Linked DNA regions of Homo sapiens: region 2 is linked to region 1. Evidence: read pairs that join two places in POLR2A ChIA-PET (ENCODE). Cell type or tissue: A673. All regions are shown on one strand.

The links. ChIA-PET counts read pairs that join two places held together with the same protein. Peaks named below come from ENCODE experiments on the same cell type or tissue, not always from the same donor. Only the 100,000 strongest peaks of a DNase experiment are listed, where the experiment ranks them.
Region 2: POLR2A ChIA-PET joins it to region 1 with 9 read pairs; 2 of 35 experiments call an interaction of 5 or more read pairs at or near these places.

What each region holds. Positions count from the first base shown.
Region 1 is chr1:33,264,061-33,266,560 of GRCh38, forward strand. All of the region lies in intron 1 of ZNF362 (zinc finger protein 362), which reads left to right. Among named protein-coding and RNA genes, the nearest start is that of ZNF362, 8.8 kb to the left of the region's middle. In A673, no CTCF peak of the experiment used is centred here; no DNase peak of the experiment used is centred here.
Region 2 is chr1:33,362,719-33,365,218 of GRCh38, forward strand. The region is part of intron 7 of PHC2 (polyhomeotic homolog 2); the gene reads right to left. PHC2-AS1 (PHC2 antisense RNA 1) reads left to right here. Exons shown (of 3, transcript NR_125978.1): 3 at 348-527. Among named protein-coding and RNA genes, the nearest start is that of PHC2-AS1, 14 kb to the left of the region's middle. RefSeq lists an enhancer at 470-2,500 and a silencer at 1,430-1,724. In A673, a CTCF peak has its summit at 1,578; DNase peaks (open chromatin) are centred at 1,463 and 2,003; H3K4me3 peaks cover 970 bases; H3K27ac peaks cover 2,500 bases.

The DNA.
Region 1 (2,500 bases):
CTGCCCCACAGGCTGCCTGCCTTGGAGGTCCTGGGATATAGCAGGGAAGCAGGCTTCACTGCCTGCCAGGGGTTCCCTGTCCAGGACCCCTGAGACCTGTCTAGAAAGCTCCTGGGGGCCGGGCCAGAGCCAGGGTCCAGCAGTTGGCTTTCCTGTTTTTAGTTAATCTCAGACCTGGATCTTTGCCAGTCAGAAGAATGGTCCCTGTGGGTCCTGAAGGCCACCCAGAGCTACTGCCACCCCCCACCCCCTAGATGGCATTACTGGCTGGTCAGATTTCCATGTGGGTCTTTGGAATGTTGGGAAAGGCTCCCTTAGGCCTTAGAGAACCTAGCAACAGCAATGGCAGCTGACTGTTCAGGAGTCCTCACTGTGTGTCAGGCAGTGTTCGAAAGATTTTATCCATATTAGCTAACTTAGTCCTCAGTACAACCCATGGAGATACCATAATCATCCCCAGTTTACAGATGAGAAAATTGAGGCTTGGAGATTTAGGTAACAATCCCAAAGGCCTGAGCTGGGGCTATCTGCCTCCAGAATCCATACTTTGAACCCTTGAGCTGTCACATTTCCCCTTTAAGGGTCCAGGAGCCCAGACTATGATTTGGTTGAACCCCTTCACCTTATAGAGGCAGGAAAGGAGGCCCAGAGAGAAAATGGACTTGACAGAGGGTTCTGTTACCTCTGCCTGCACCAGATGCATGGTCTTGGGCAGGTTAGTTACCTCTCTGAGCCTCATTCCTGACCCCAAACAAAGAAGTGATGACCATAGAAGCTTGGGGGACACATGGGGACTGAAATTGAGAAAGGACCCAGGGTGAGGGCTTCTTAGGTCTCCTGATACATGCTTTGTAAGTGATTAAGCTGTCCGTTCATGTTCTAAGCATCTTTCTGAATATATGTTATATTTCAAAACACTCACAGCATCTACCTCATGGGGTCGTTAGGAGCCAGAGTGAGAAATGCTTGTAAAGTATCTTAAGGTGCCTGGCATGGAGGAAGCAACTATTATTATTATTGCCATCATCATTTCATACAAGCAGAAGGAGTTCCCTGTGGGGATAGGAGCTGGGGGTCCCCAGGAGAAATAGAAGTAGGGAGGGGGATGTGCTCCAAGCCTGTAGAACATTCTCTCAGAACTGAGAGAGTGTCATGGCCCCTTCCCTAGATGAGGGCACTGAGGCTCCCAGAGAGGCTCAACCGCCCTCAGTGTCTCTGGGTAGCTGGAGGTGGGAATGGGGGGCCCAGAGGTTGAGGGTGTTGGGGAGGGGGAGGGACAGTGAGGGGAAGGGGCAGGCTCCCAGCTCCCACTGACCTGGGCACAGACAGCAACCCCTCCTGCTCTGATTAGCCCTGCCATCACAATGAAAACAGCCCTTCCCAGCCCCGTGGGGCTGCGGAAACCCGGTCTAATTGGATCCAGGACCCTGGGAGCCTCTTTCCTTCCGGGGAAGGAAGTTCCCAGGAGTGTGTTTCTGGTGCTGGCCAGGACTGCCCAAAGTCTTGAGAGTGGGGTGGGGTGCAGTGGCTGGGGCTCAGGGTTCTAGCTGCTTGGAGTGGCAGAGGGCAGAGGGGCCATGGGAGGCAAACTTTGAGCGTGTCTCAGGAGCCTAAAACATGAGAAGCCTCAGTTTCCCTCTCCTAGACCATCTGCTTATCCTCTCCAGGCCATCCTTCTGGCCCCATACAGCTTGTCCATTGAAAACCTTGGCCATGGCCCTCCCTTGCTCAGGGACCTCCCATGTCCCCCCTATGTTCTTTCACCGGAGCACCTTAGCCTGCAACTCTGGTCCTTTATGAACGGCTCCAGCCACCCCACCCTTCTTCCCTTGTGAATTCCTGCACTATACCCCTGACCCACGTGATGCTGTGTGCTTTCCTGCCTCGGGGCCTTTGCACATGCAGTTCTTTCCACCTGCCATACTCTCCTTTGGCATCTCCCTCTTGCAATTTCCCCTTCCCCCATCAGTAAGTCCCACCTTCCTGAAGTCTGTTCTTCCCACAGTGAGATGAGTTCACCCTCCTGAGAATGCTGCCACTACCCTCCCTTCCCTCCCAGCCTGACTGCAGCAGTAGCTGTTGCCCCTCTCTGGGGGCAGGGATTATGTTTGAGAAACCTTTGCTCTCCCAGGGAGTTAACAGTTTTCCAGCTTCTGCACATGCTGCCCTTCTGCCGCAGTGGCTCTCCTGGCAAACTCGTCTGTCTTCACGGCTCACATGGAAAGACCCCTCCTCATCAATTCCCTCAGTGAACATCTGTTGAGTACCCAGTGTATACTAGGCACTTGAGGCCCTACTGCATGGCTGGCGCTGGGCTCTGGGGCTGCAGCAGTGACGGCTGATGGGGAGACAGGCCTAAAGCATATTTAGGTGCATGGTATTAATACAAAGGTGGGGTAGGGAGAAGGCAGGGGACCATGGGAGTGTATAACAGGGTAGCCCAATTCCTATGTGGGAAACGTCAAAAGTGACCTTTAAGTTGAGACAGGAGGGAAGACCT
Region 2 (2,500 bases), 99 kb after region 1:
TGCCAGCTGAGATACTCCTCCTCCTGTTCCATTCTTGAAACTTAATCATGTTTCAAAGCACAACTCAAATGTCTGCAGCTCCCATTAGAATTTAAACTCTTGTTCATCTCTTTAACACCCATAGTGTTCAGCATAATGTTTGGCACATAAGAGGTGCTAAATGAGTATCTGTTGAGCTACATAATTAAAGGGACAAATGGTTTGGGGATGACAGTGACTCTGAGCCATACCTCTTTCATTTGTGAAGTGGAATAATCACTGTTAAGATTAAGTGAGATATGTAGGTAAAGCATTTAGTGCAGTATGTGGAACATGGCTGTTCATTAACTGGTAATTATTACTATTAGCCCACAGCAACCAGGGAAATAGTCTAACAGAAGCCTAGGATGAAGAATTTCGGGAAAGAAGAAACGTCCAGCAAGGCCAAGTCCCTTTGTGTGTCAGTCTGCTTTCTCTCTCACACATACGTGCACACAGGCTCGTACACACAAAGATGTTAAGCAAAATATAAAGCCCCTCCACTGATAGCTGATGATTGTGGATTTTTCTCCTAACATAAAAAGAGATTCTTAGTCATCTAGATTTGGTGCTACAGTGGATAGCTGAAATGACCTTCATCAAAATCGTTGGGGATTTTAGCAGATGACAGTCCCACCTGTATGCTTTGGTTTTTATTGGATTCCCTAAGTAAAAGTGTGCTTGCAGTTTGGAGGCTGCTTTGGGAGGGAAATAGGGTACCCAAGAATCCTGGAATCAGCAACACTGCATTGTCCAGCCTATCACAGACAGAAATCACTGCCCCCTGCACAAAACGCTCTCTGTGTTCAAACAAAGCAGCTGTGTGGCCTTCCAGCAGAGTTCTCGCTCCTCAGCTGAGACCTGAGGCGGGCTGAGGATGCAGAACAAAGACCTGGCATCTGGAGGCCCAACTGGGTGAAAGGGCCCTGGCTTTTCAACAACCCGACAGTTCCCTTTTATCACAGCATATCCCTCCCAGTCAGCAACTTTCTCCTCACCTTTGGGCCTGAGTGTGCACCCAAAGCCTGGAGTTTATCCACTAGAATGAGGACTCCAAGAACCAAGTCTCCTATCTGGGGCTGTGGCCCACTCCCTTAGGACTCGGCTTCCCTGAAGGCCAGGCCCAAGGGACCCCTGCTGCCTGCCTCTCTTCTGCCCTCCATTGCTCAGTCCTCATGTCAGTGAGAAGGGCAAGCCAGGCCCTTCTCCTTCCCCTCCAAAGCCCAACCTCTTAGGCTCTGTTCTCCGCCCCTTACTCCCCTCCCCCACCTGCTCCCCCACCCCTATTCTCGGCATAAGGGACCTTTTCTATTTGCAGAGCCTGAAGAAGCCGGTTGCCAAGGTGACAGGAGCAGGAACAGCAGGGAGCTTGCCATGGGGGAGGGGCTTTGCCCCCAAACAGCTGTCAGTGGGAGCAGTCCCAGCTGGGACTGGAGGGTCTGCCTGCTCTGGGAGGAAACAGCCCCCAGGAGAACACATTCCTCACTGCCATACCCCCTCCTACTGGCCCACTGCAAGTCTCCACTGGTTACTTTCCCTGGGGGCAGCCAGCCAGCCAGCTCAAAAAATGCTCCAATAACAAACAAAAAATGTGTGCGCGCTCGCTTGCTTTCTCTCTCCCAGACACACACACACACACACACACACTTGCTTTCACACACACACACACACACACACACACACACACACGCTCAAGCACGCTCTTCTCTCCTGCTCTCAGATCCCTTGGTTCATTGACAGTGGGTTGGCTGGGCAGGAGGCCAGAAGTCACCTCTGCCCAGGGAACTGTATAGCCCAAGACAGGTGCTGCTCCTGGCTGCCGTGCACTAGGTCCTAAGAATGATTTCAGTCTTTTTGTCCAGAGGCCCTGAGAGGACCTTCCCCTACTAAAACTCCCCAGCTGCCTTCCATATGGGAGGTGGGAGTGGGGCAGCGCCATCTCTGGGCTTACAGAGAGGAAGGGGTGGGAGAGAGGAAGAATGAACAGGATGGTGGGAGGCAGGAACAATGCAGGCCCACTGCTTTGTGTCTCTGGGGAGAGGTTCTTTGTGGAGCTGCAGCTCACAGCTGCTCCATAGAAAGTTCTGTGGAGCCACTGGTCTCTGTACTGCATTCTAGCCAGGCACTGTTAGCCTTAGGCCCTCGGGCCTCAAGCCTGTCACCTGCTGGTGTTTACCTTTACATGGGGTCTCCACCAGACTCTGCAAACCCTCAATAGGCTTAGACCCCCCAGATACTTTCAGCTTTGGGTCAGAAACAGGAAAGGCTGAGGAGGCCCCAGATTACTGTAAGAACTGAGAGGGACGATCTGGCTTGAGATGAAGAACAGTGTTTGACTCAGCCAGCTATGGCCCCCAGTCCTGCCACTTACTACTTAGGTGACTTTGAGTGCGTGACGGATGTGGTAAGCTCCTGGAGAACCTCTCTGAGCTTCAGTTTGCTCATCTGTAAAATGGATAAAGACAGCTACCGGACAGGGATC